Linked DNA regions of Mus musculus: all the other regions are linked to region 3. The links are chromatin loops, found by intact Hi-C in ENCODE. Cell type or tissue: gastrocnemius. All regions are shown on one strand. Each heading gives the region's core, and the rest is flanking DNA. Links, peaks and the distances in the headings are about the cores only.

Region 1 (3,923 bases), core at 748-3,247, 570 kb before region 3:
ACTCCTCTTCCTGAGGAAGGGCCTTTGAGGAACTGAAAAGGAAACAGGTGGCCAGGTCACCTCTCCCAGCTGACCAACCCCTCATGTAAATGCACTGAGAGTACCAACCAAGAGGAAGATATGGTCTCTAGATCCCTGTAGAAGGAAGTCTGTAGTAGGACTTCTTAAGTAGAGAAGTCCAGACTCAAAGACAAGTGTCCCTGAGAGGTTTCCGGCTAACCCTCTGAAGAATGGCACGCAGTGTCTCCTACTGTACACTTAAAACAGGGAGCCCTGTGAACCCCATTTATAGCTTTCATGTGTGATTCTAAATTGCTACCATTGCTGTGAGATAGAAAGATGGCAGATGTGGCTTTAGTCTCGGAAGAGCATCTGGACCACATTAAATTATTAATAAAGCCTGACGCTAGGAAGGAACATGGAGTCATGTCTAATTGGCTCAAAAGGAACATCTCTATAGATAAATAAGGAGAATGCAAGAGGCAACTGAACAGAAGCACAAGTGCAATCACAAAGCAATTGAAAATAAATAATAAAATTAGGAGGAATAATTTAATAACAACAGCTGCCATGGAGTAACACAAAACAAACACACTTAAATCTATGATCGGGGAATAATAGTAAAACCTAAAGCAAACCAATTCCAAGCAGCCTACCTGTTACTCGCTCAGGGTGCCAGGACTCACTCATTTCAAAAAGAACATTATATTTCCTTTCCTATATATCTCAGTAATAAAATATTTGAGAATGGATATTATTTTATAGAAATATTGCAACAAATAAATAAAGACAAATGAGTAAAGTGTGTATGTGTGTGTGTGTGTGTGTGTGTGTGTGTCAGCATGTATACATACATGCCATGTTGTATACATGGAGCTTAGAGAACAACTTGAGAGAGCTGGTTCTTTCCTTCTAACACATGGGCCCTGGGGACTGAAGTCAAGTTTTCAGGCTTGGTGGCAAGCACCTTTACCTACTGAACTATCTCACTAGTTCCCAAATATCAGTATCTCCATCCCTAAAAGATCAATGGGTCTGGGCAATGACAACCAAAGACCGATTGTCAATTATTCTCACTAACATCACAAGAGGAGAGGAGGGGAGACCAGGAGAAAACAGGAGAGAGGCATAAAAAACTATTAAGTGGTCTTGCACAAACAAAGAAACCCTTACTACGCCTTGAGGCTTAACGATCAACTTACAAGAAATATAGGCCACAGAGAAATATGTTACATGACCCCACTTGGATCAAGATTTAAGAAAACATTCCAAAGCAAACCACTGTGATTCTTCAACAAAAAATATTAAAAGAAAACATGCAAGGGAAAAATCTAGACTAAAAGCCTTTAGGCAACACTGCAAAGAACTAAAGTGAATGTCTAGACTCAAAGGAAGAGTGAAAAGAAAACCAGACTCTTGGTGAGGCATAAGGGAGCGCTAGAAATTTTATATTCACCATTTTACTGTGATTCTTTTATAGGTAATAATGACAGGTTGTTTATAAACACACACAATGAATTATGGAGGACACTCTATGACATAACATTATCTGGTGTGATAAGTGGTTAGAAGTGCAGACAAAACAAAATAGGTTCATTTTCTAGCTGTTGAACATGACAAACTAGGACTGTTATACATTCCCTCTATTGCTTTCGTGTGAACTAAGTGTCAGAGGGTAACTGCCTCCCATGTCCTGGGTGTATGAAGTAAGGGTTGAAGCAGGAGGGGACTTCTTACACAGGCAAGACCAGGAGCCTAGAGCAGCAGTGAAGCACTAGATGGCACTGTTATCAGGCTGGAAGAGACTCCTGGGATTCTGGGTACGGACAAATGTATGTATATTTGTTGTTGAGTTTGTTCTTTGACAATTTTGTACATATACAATGTGTATCTTGATGACTACAAACAGAAGCCTTTCTAATATCTCTCACACCCCTATCATTCTATCCTGCCTTTGAATACCTTGCCCACATCTTTTCTTTTCATTGTTGTTGTTGTTGTTATTCCTAATTTTGAGACCCTCTGAGTTTAACCAGGATCATCTGTGTGACCATGGGTTTGGAGTCATCTACTGGGCCTAGTGGGCTCCTCAGTGGGCACTCAAATGAAGAATGACTATCCCTTCCCTAGAATCCATCGCTAGTTCAGCAGGTAGAGGCAGGGCTCCACAGACCCATTCTTGATCTATGGGTGAATGTCGATAGACCCAGTCTTGAGTAGGCTCATTACAGGAAGCCACAGTTCACAAGTACACACCCTGTGCCAGACCTAGCAGACAGCATTCCACAGCCCTTCTCCCTATCTTACATTCCTCTGCAACGGTCCTTGAGCCGAAGCAGGGTAGGACAAATGTCCTGCTTAGGGCTGAGAGTCCAGCTGTTACTTATAGCCAGCACCTTGCACAGCCCTGGATCTCTGCATTCACCAGTTTACATTCACCAGTTTATTACAGTCAAGCATTTCCGGTTATGGCTGGAAGTAGCATTTAAACATGGATATAATCACAGATATTTAGAAGGCAGCTTGACAACATGACAGTTTACCTAAACGGGGATAAGTTCAGCTCTAGGGCCTACAACCTCCTCAGGCATGTATAGGGGGTGGGGCAGGTATACTGCACTGGATATGACGTCCCCCTTGTGGAGGGGGCATCAAATCACATTGAGATTCCATCTCACCAAAATCAGAATGGTTATGATAAAGAACAAACACTGGTTAGGATGTGGCGACTGATAAACCCTTACTGTTGGTGAACGTACACTGGAGCAGCCACTATGGAAATCAGTGGAGGTTCCTCAAAAAAAAAAAAAAAAAAAAAAAAACCTAGAGACAGAATTACCATATGACTCGCTGCTGACCCAATACCCAATGGACATCGTATTTCAGAAATACTTGCTCAACCATTCTCATTGATGCTCTGTTCACAATAGCTAAGAAGTGGGACCAGCCTTGATGGCCGACCACTGATGAGCGCACAGTGAAAATGTGGCCATATACAGTGTATTTCCTTCACCTGCAGAGAAATGCACAGTTAGGAAGTCTGCAGGCAAATGGATGGAACTAGGGAAAAATTATACTGAGGCTTAGAAAGATAAACACTGCATGATCTCTCTCACATTTAGAGTCTAGTTTCAGACCTTCAGATCTGTGTGATTAATCTGGAGCAGCTGCAGAAGCAATGCAATAAGACTAGGGCTACTGGGTGAGGAAATGCCTTAAGGGAGTAGGGAAAGCAACACAGAGATATAGCTGTACAAAGGAGGGGTTGTGAGGGTGGAAAGTTTAAGCAGAGATAGGTGTGGGTGGACAGAGGAGATGAGAGTGAAAAGAGGAAGGCTAACCAACACTAAGATGTATGGAAAAAGCTATACTGTCAATCATAGATGCACACTACTTTTTAAGCCAACATAAAACAGAAGTTAAGGAAGACTTCAAAGAGCTCTAGCCCAATATTTGGATAGTGCTGCCGCCGCATGCTGAGAGTCACTAAACAAGCCCCTAGTGTCAGGTATGAGATATCGCCTGTTGCTTTGTTGGTCAAAGAAGCTCTGCAGGCCTGTGAAACAATATAGGTTTGGCCATTCTTTTTGGTTGCCCACCAGAACTAGCTGATAAGATCCTACTGCTAAAGACACCATGTAAGGAGTAGAGAAATCAAGTTAGAACTAAGCTGCCTGCTGCCTCCCTGTTGGCTGGTGTTTCTCGTGCTGGAAGGTGTTCTCACACTGGGGAGAAGGTATCAATGGGCTTCCTAAAACATGAACCCTATGATCAAATGAATTTTGAAGCCACCCATTCACCTGTAGATTCTAGCATCGCAGATAAGAAATTTCAATTAATTTTTCTGCATCTATTGAGTACCTACTATGTTCTTGAAGTCCTTATATAGGAAGAACTAAACCAGTGAGCCAACAACTCTAATG
Region 2 (3,923 bases), core at 748-3,247, 420 kb before region 3:
GATCTCTGTCTCTATGAGACCCCTGTTCTACTGGGAATATTTTTGAAGTGTGTGTAAGTTTTATACTATTGTGATTGAGTTCAAATGAAGATCTTAATTCCAGGCCAACTCCGTTGGCACCTGGTGGAGAGTAAAAGAGCTCTTTGGAGGCCTCTTTCATAGAAATACTAATGCCAGCCAATGAGACCAACTTCCTTTCACTACTCCACAGGCTCCACATCCTGCTGCCACTCTACTGGGTACAGTACTCTCAGACCAGCAGAAGAGGATGGATCCCTTGGAACTTACTCGGAGCAAGAGAGAATTTTCAGGGGTATAGATAGCTAACAATCCATAAGCTTTAGATTAGATCCTATTAGGTGTTTGTTCTGAAGTAACCGGAGACCAATCTACTGAAATATTTCCAACAACCCAGGTGATAAGATGTTGGGTATCCTTTAATATTGTCATTTTGAACAGCCACAAATTTATGTCATTAATACTGACACTACTCAGATATGGTCAGAACTGTATAACATAGCAGTTCTGATATGTCAGAGCAACAGCCTGGTAGATGAATGTCCCAGTAAGAGTGAACACAAGTAGGCAAAAGCAAAGCTCCCTTCTACCTTCTTTTATCTGTGCTGCTGAAGGGGAAGCACCAATTAGGGCAGGTCTCACTGAGTCAAATAATCAGATTAAGAAAATTCCCCTCAGCTTGCACAAGCAGTTTGCCTTTTGGTTTGTTCTAAATCCAGTAAAGTTGACCATTAAAGTTAATCACCATCATGTTTCCTGGGATCTGGAAAGAGGCTAGCCCTACCTGCTATGCTCTCCTAACATGCGGGACTGAGAAGCACAAGCGGCCTCTGCTGATTGTAACTGCTAGTGGTGCAAAGATCTCCTAGTTTTCAATTGGGGAAATGCTTTGATGTTTTTATTCCAAGGAAGTGATTAGCCAATGGCTACAACTTATAGAGAAAACAGGACAGGCCCAACACATAAATTAATGCATGTCAAATGAAGACACAATAGAGGCATCTGGAATTATTTGCTTTCACAGTCTTAACCAAAATAAATTTACTGGCTAAAGACGAGAGCTGGAGGATCTATACTAACCGGAGGATGACACCATAAGAATACCTTAACGTTGTCTTTTGACTAATTGTTATTTTCCATTTTAAAATTCCACTCTTGATTCTGATTCAGGAGAGCAACGTTTTCATCACACACACAGGTTTATGTCAAAGTTTTGGTTTATGTCTTTTAGTTTAGTGGTTTTGGGTATGTGTTCATTCTTATAAATATCATTACCTATTTTTATTTTTTCATAATGCCAAGTACATAAGAATCTACTGGCTGAGAGCTATTTCATGTATGTATGTATGTATGTGTGTGTGTGTGTGTGTGTGTTGCACAGTAATGACCTCAGAATATGCTACCCCAAAAGATTGAATTTCAGTGGACTGTTTTGAAAGACATAAGGTACAAGAAGGTCATTCTAATCTTCCTAGGCTTTCTTCCATGAAATGGGTCAAAAATTATGTTCCTTCATGTCTGAGGAGAGCCTACATGTCTTTGAAGGGGAAGTTCTTCCAAGCAGAACTTGATAAAGGAAATTTTGTAACACACACACACACACACACACACACACACACACACACACACACACAGCTTACTGCCATGAGATTGGGAACTCTGCCATGGTTTTCTCTGGCTGTTCATTCCTCATTAACCTGCTGTAAAAACGTTATGCTTGCCTACTTTCTCAGCACTTCTCATGTGGGTTTCCCCATCTGAACACATGAAGCAAGTCTGAAATACTTTCTTTTCCTAATCTTTCTTTAGTTACTAAAGGATCAGTCACGAAGTTAGGATGGGTGAAGAACAGCTACATTTCCAATACTACAGTAGTATACATGACTGTTCAGCTCTTCAACATTTTGTGTACCTTACAAATAGCAAGCAGATCTTAGTGACCATGAGAAAGTTAGAGAAATAACAACTACTGTATATAATAATGCTAAACTCTAATCACTACTTCCATTAGATTATAACTTAAACTCAGAGGTTTTTTTTTTTAATCAATTCTACACATATTCTTTAAAGTATCTTAGAGTACAATTTAATGTTATATTTAAAAAGTGTTAATGTGCATGAGTGATGTTTTGCTTGCATGTATGTATATGTACCACATGCATTCCTGGTGCCCACTGAGGCCAGAAGAGGGCACTAGATCCTTTGGAATTGGATTACAGCAGTGGTGAGCTGCCATGAGTGTACCAGGAAGTGAACCTGGGACAGCAGTGAGTGCTCTTAACCAGTGAACCATCTCCCCAGCCTCTTCAGTCTCACATTTTGAACTATATAAAAGAAAACTGAAAAGAAAAGAGAAACTGAAAGGATATGGCCACCACATGCGACAAAGCCTTGGTTTTCTTGTATTACAGAGGACATTGAGAACACTGTCAAACATTTAATAGGTTCTATATGTCAGAAATCTTAGTACACCAATGTTGAGTTCCTGATTTTGCTATTATACACTGGATATCATAGCTGGGGGTGTAAAAATAGAGTAAGCAGCTTGCTCTCAAGTAGTTAACAAAGAGTTGCAAATATGCATATAGGATTCACTATATAGATCTATACGTCTGTATGTTTACCCTGACATACATATGTACACATATGCACACAAGTCAGGAGCAAAGAGGCCAATATTAAGAATCTCAGCTACCTAGGACTATCGAATCATGCGACCGTGTGCACATGCCCACATACTTGCGTTTGGGAAATACATATAAAGTGAATGAAATGAAATATCATCCTATGGTAAATGAGTAAGTCATTGCATGACTCACTACTTTGTAATTGAACAGAATTAACTATGAAATAAAGTTCAAAAGGATTAAAAAGATAGAATGGTTTAATAATTAGGAACTTCAAAAAATAAACAAAAAAGTAACACACTATCTTTTTAGCCAATAGGTGGTGCCATAAAGTACTAATTTAATCTTAGTGTTCTGAGAAAGCAATTTATAATTCAGCACTCAACAGCCAGGGGCACCCATAAAAGTCCTCGGGTACTATATCACTTGCAGGATGGTGAATCAACTGACTACACTGGTGTGCAGAGATCCGACTGTCAACAGAAAACCGCAGTCTAACACTACAGAAGTCTCTGCAACATCACCTAAGGAATACTATTACAGCTGGCATAGAGCCATGCCACTCTCCCTGATAGAAAGGGCAGGCTCCTTCTGTAACAACTCCTGTGAAATCTCGCAGGGTTACAATGGAGTTGGAAGGGTAGAATTGTGCATGCTCATCTCACAAAGGCAAAAAACAAAGAGTCAAGAAATGTATCTGATTAACAAATATGAGTTCTTTTTTATATGCGTGCAAACTACACATAAATACACAAATGATAGGTAAACACTGTAAATTTTCTGTTACTATATGCTGAAATATACTGTAAGTTTTTACATGTGTGTGTTTAGTGTGTGCATGTGCACACTCGCGCGTGCAGAGATGTGCCCGAATGTGGAGGTCCCAGGACCTCCAGAAAGAGTTGCATCTTTCCCTCTACCATGTGAGCACTAAGAATCAAACTTAGGTCATCAGGCTTGGCAGCAAGTCCTTTACTCACTGAGCTCTCTCACCAGCCCTGTCAGTGACTTTCATAGACTTAAGTCTTACCTACAAATTTGCCTAAATACATAACATGGGCTCAGTCTAGTTCCACATCCCTGGACTTCAACTGCCATCTACTACAAGTGACATTTATAATAATCATTTTTGTTCAGCAAGCTAAAATCTGGCTTATTTTTAATGAATATTTTTAGAATTTCAAATATTTTTAAATATTTGGTCATTATATTAATTCATTTAGAAATTCTCATCTAACAGAACTATTAAAATTTCAAATTACTTAATCTAATTATAAC
Region 3 (3,923 bases), core at 651-3,150:
GCTTTGTGCTCTTTTTTATTCTTTCTTTCTTCAGTCCCCCCTTACCACATAATATCTGTTCAGCTTCTTTGAAACATTATAGTTTATAGACTAAGAAAGCACCCAGAGTCACAGGTACTCTGGGGACATGTGTCGAACTGTCTTACTTAGTCACTTAGCATTGCTCTCCTGACATCTGCCACCTAGAACATTGCTTTTTTTTTTTTTTTTAAGTCTTCTTTGATTAATCTGTTTGATAATGTTTCTTCATTGAGTTATACTCACGGTGTACTCTCTTTGTGTGTGTGCATACATATGTTCACTTGTGTGTGTCTAGACCATAAGTTAACCTCGAGTATCTTCCTGGATTGCTCGCCACCATACTTGTTGATGCATGGTCTCTTGGTCAATCTGGAACTCACTAATTTGGCTAGACTTGGCTGGCCAGGAAATGCCAGGGTTCTTCCTGCCTCTTTTCCCCAGTACTGGGATTACAAGCCACCTCCAGCTTTTTACGTAGGTGTTTGGGGATTCAAATGGAGATCTTTCCCAACTGAGCCACACCCTAGGCCTCTAACATTCTTGTACTTTTCTGCATATGTGCTAAACTCCAATAAAGAAGCTTACTTAAACCTCTTCAAATCAATCTTGAGTGGACAAAACCACTTAAAGTGGAACAAGTACCAGCAATAGGCGGCTTTACTATAGCTCCTAAGTTGAGGAGCACACACACATGAGGGGGCTTCTTTATGCCACCCAGGATGGAGCTTAGAGAACAGAAGGTGACTGGTCCTGCATGTGCTGGAGGGCTGAAGCGGAACAGGCCCTTCTTAAGGGCTCCCAGCTGCATAGAAAGGACATTCGTTGGCTGTGCACCCTGAGATTTGACAGTGTACCTCATTTATTTCTGTTTTTTTAATTTAGATTTAACATGTTTTGCGAGTTAGAGACGGATCTGGAATCTTTTGGAAATCAAGAGAACATGATGGAGTACCGAGCTCTGATGTCCAGTGAGAGCTCTTGCATTTCCTGAATCCTTAAATACCGTTGAGGGCAGTAACACGTGCCTCAGACTCTTTGGATCTTTCTGTTCACTAAATGCTCCCTCTCAGAATGTGTCTAAGCTCAATAGAAATCGAAACCTTCCCACTTGAATTTTTTTTTCTAAGTTTCCTACTGGTGCCTTAGGAATTGATTTAGAAACCCTAAAGCCGCTGTCCCCATAAGTCTAGGCACAGATAGGTTATCTATGCCTTGGTTGAAAAACCTCTGCCTAACCTGGGGAAACCTTTTTTTTTTTCTTATTGTTATTTATGATGGAGAAGACTTGAGGAAAGGTCACCTTCAGATGCCTTTCTTCACATCTAACATGAGGCATAACAGCTGCGTTCTGTGAAATAAGCAACTTCTCCAAACAACCGCTCTTACTCGTCATTAAAAATTTCACAGGGAGGTGAAAACCAACAACAAAAAACAAAACAAAAAAACCCAAAACCTCTCCTTTATAGTTAAAAATGGGTTACCCGAATCTGCAGACCATCCATTTTGGCATATGGTACTATTATGTAATCCAAAGGTAGGAAGGCTCAGCCCAGTGATTTACAGAGGAGATTGTAAGAATTTCCTCACAGGCTGAAGCTTTTTTGATGAGTTAAAAAAAAAAAAAAGAATTTTGCTCACAGCGGCAAGCCTGTCACCTAATCCTGAATGCATTGTTTTAAAAGTTATTTTTTTAAAGCCCAGTTACTTCATGCACAATAGTTTTGACGTTTTATCGGCATGCAATTAAAGATCCTTTGTCTAAAGTTCTACTCTAAATTCTTGAGCAGATAGGAGCTCAGCTTTTCAAAACTGAAATCCTTTGACAACCACCGCAGCCCACACGGGAGGAGCCAGCAGTGTTGTGCTGCCCTCTGTTGGGCTATTGCAGAAACGCGTGCGTGCAGAGTTGGCCTAGGGCTGTCTCCAGGAATAATCTGGTAGTCTGTTAAAATAGAGTTCTTTTCACAGAAAAGCCCGAGAAGCACAACAAACTAAGCAATGAGGGAGAAATGTAGAGATTAAATTTGTGGAGACTCATTTGGTGGATGCCATAGACTAAATAAATGTCTGCTCAAAACTTGCTCTTTTTATGAGTGATCGTTTGGAAGACAAGACGGGCTGACAATAAAGACTTTCCTTCATTTTCTTGACAGCAGTGTGAGGACTGATCAAAGCAAAAAGAAAGAGTCTTTGAGGCCAGCCTGTTCTACAGAGTGAGCTCCAGGACAGCCAGGGCTACACAGAGAAACCCTGTCTTGAAAAAAACAAAACAAAACAAAACAAAAAAAGAGGAGGAGGAGGAGGAAGAGGAGGAGGAGGAAGAAGAAGAAGAAGAAGAAGAAGAAGAAGAAGAAGAAGAAGAAGAAGAAGAAGAAGAAGAAGAAGAAGAAGAAAGAGAAGAAGAAGAAGACACAAAAGTCTGACACTCATGCTATTACAGTATGTTTACAGACAAGAGCCTGGCATGGCTGTCCTCTGAGAGGCCGTACCAGCAGCTGACTGAGACAGAAGCAGATACTTACAGTCAAGTGCCCTCAATTCTGCCAGGCATGACTGTTGTGCGAAGGGCAGTTCTGGAAAGGCCTGGTTCTAAATATCTTGTTCCTTCAAGTGGAAGTCTCTGTGACTGAACATTTATTTCATGTCAGCTACTGCAGACAGTCTAAAATTTGGTGGCAGGTAATGGCCTCTCCACATTGAAGAAGTATCCTGTCTACTGAAGAAGCCCCAAGGAATACAGTTATATACAAGCAATATGCATTACAGCTTGAAGCAGGTTGAAGCATGCACAAACCCATCCACATGAAATAAATGAAAGGATATTAATTTCCTTGTGCTTTCAAATCAGAAATTCCTACTGGAAAGGCCTATTAGAGTCATATAGGAGTCCTTTCCTCAATTACCTGGTTTGTTGTTTGTTTTGTTTTGTTTTTGCAGAAAAACTAGCATCTTATTCTCACTTTTATAAGCTCATGTGTTAACTGAGATGGGGAATGTTAAGGTGGGGACAACACAAAAGCCATTATTGACTCTATGAATAGGAAGGAACCTTGGGGATCCCCTAGTGGCAAACTGTTATTTAACACTTGAAAATGTGGACTGGAGGTGTAGCTCAGCACTTCAGTACATGCCTAGCACACACAAGGCTCTAGGTACACACCTAACACAATACACAGAACAAAATAAAAACAAACAGAGGCAGAAGACTTCATCCAGATCATGACTGTGGTAGAGCCAGAATCCCAGGCCTTTTGCCCAGCTGACTTTCCCCCCTGTTGCTACTTCAAATTTACTACAATATTAACCCCTTTCCAGCGGCTCCAGGTATCACACCCAGGTCTGTTACCCAAACCCTAGCTCATTTTCAACACGTGGAGGACCTGTGCCACAACCCCTCCAGTGGGGCCACGTCAGAACAACAAGTAAACTTCTGATAAGCGTTAGGGAGAGCAGACACTTGGCCACTGACATCACAGGTTCCCTAAGGTCTAATCCTATGTTTGTCCTCTGCCTACTGGAGGACCTTTCCTCTGTCCTTCACCTACCCATGGTCTGTGTTTATTTTCAATGGTAGTCTCCTCGGTGAATGTCATTGCATGCTTCCCATGCTTTAAGGAAACTTAGTTTTGAAATCTATATAATAAATCGCTGCCATTGCCCCTTAATGTTTGTTAAGGTTTTAGGGACAATGTTTCTATAGGATCTTCAAATAAATCTGTTCCTAAAAAATATCAACTTGCACTACTTAGAAATAGGCCCATGCTTTTGTCAAGCATCTAAGGATCTGTAGTGAAATATGTGGGGCTGCAGAGATGGCTCAGTGGGTAAGAGCACTGACTGCTCTTCTGAAGGTCCTGAGTTCAAATCCCAGCAACCACATGGTGGCTCACAACCACCCGTAA

Evidence for each region. Peaks named below come from ENCODE experiments on the same cell type or tissue, not always from the same donor. Only the 100,000 strongest peaks of a DNase experiment are listed, where the experiment ranks them.
Region 1: it touches region 3 in a loop (5-fold over the local background); 38 of 42 quality-filtered maps call a loop at or near these places.
Region 2: a loop joins it to region 3, with 5 times the contacts of the local background. A loop is called at or near these places in 40 of 42 quality-filtered maps.

The regions. Positions count from the first base shown.
Region 1 is chr12:40,822,275-40,826,197 of GRCm38, reverse strand. All of the region lies in intron 42 of Dock4 (dedicator of cytokinesis 4), which reads right to left. Among named protein-coding and RNA genes, the nearest start is that of Immp2l, 200 kb to the left of the region's middle. In gastrocnemius, for the core only: a CTCF peak has its summit at 1,767 (motif pointing right); no DNase peak of the experiment used is centred there.
Region 2 is chr12:40,679,052-40,682,974 of GRCm38, reverse strand. The region is part of intron 12 of Dock4 (dedicator of cytokinesis 4); the gene reads right to left. Among named protein-coding and RNA genes, the nearest start is that of Dock4, 230 kb to the right of the region's middle. In gastrocnemius, for the core only: CTCF peaks have their summits at 2,204 (motif pointing right) and 2,996 (motif pointing right); a DNase peak (open chromatin) is centred at 2,211; H3K27ac peaks cover 546 bases.
Region 3 is chr12:40,255,387-40,259,309 of GRCm38, reverse strand. No RefSeq gene overlaps it. Among named protein-coding and RNA genes, the nearest start is that of Gm40403, 9.2 kb to the right of the region's middle. In gastrocnemius, for the core only: no CTCF peak of the experiment used is centred there; a DNase peak (open chromatin) is centred at 1,893; H3K4me3 peaks cover 383 bases; H3K27ac peaks cover 183 bases.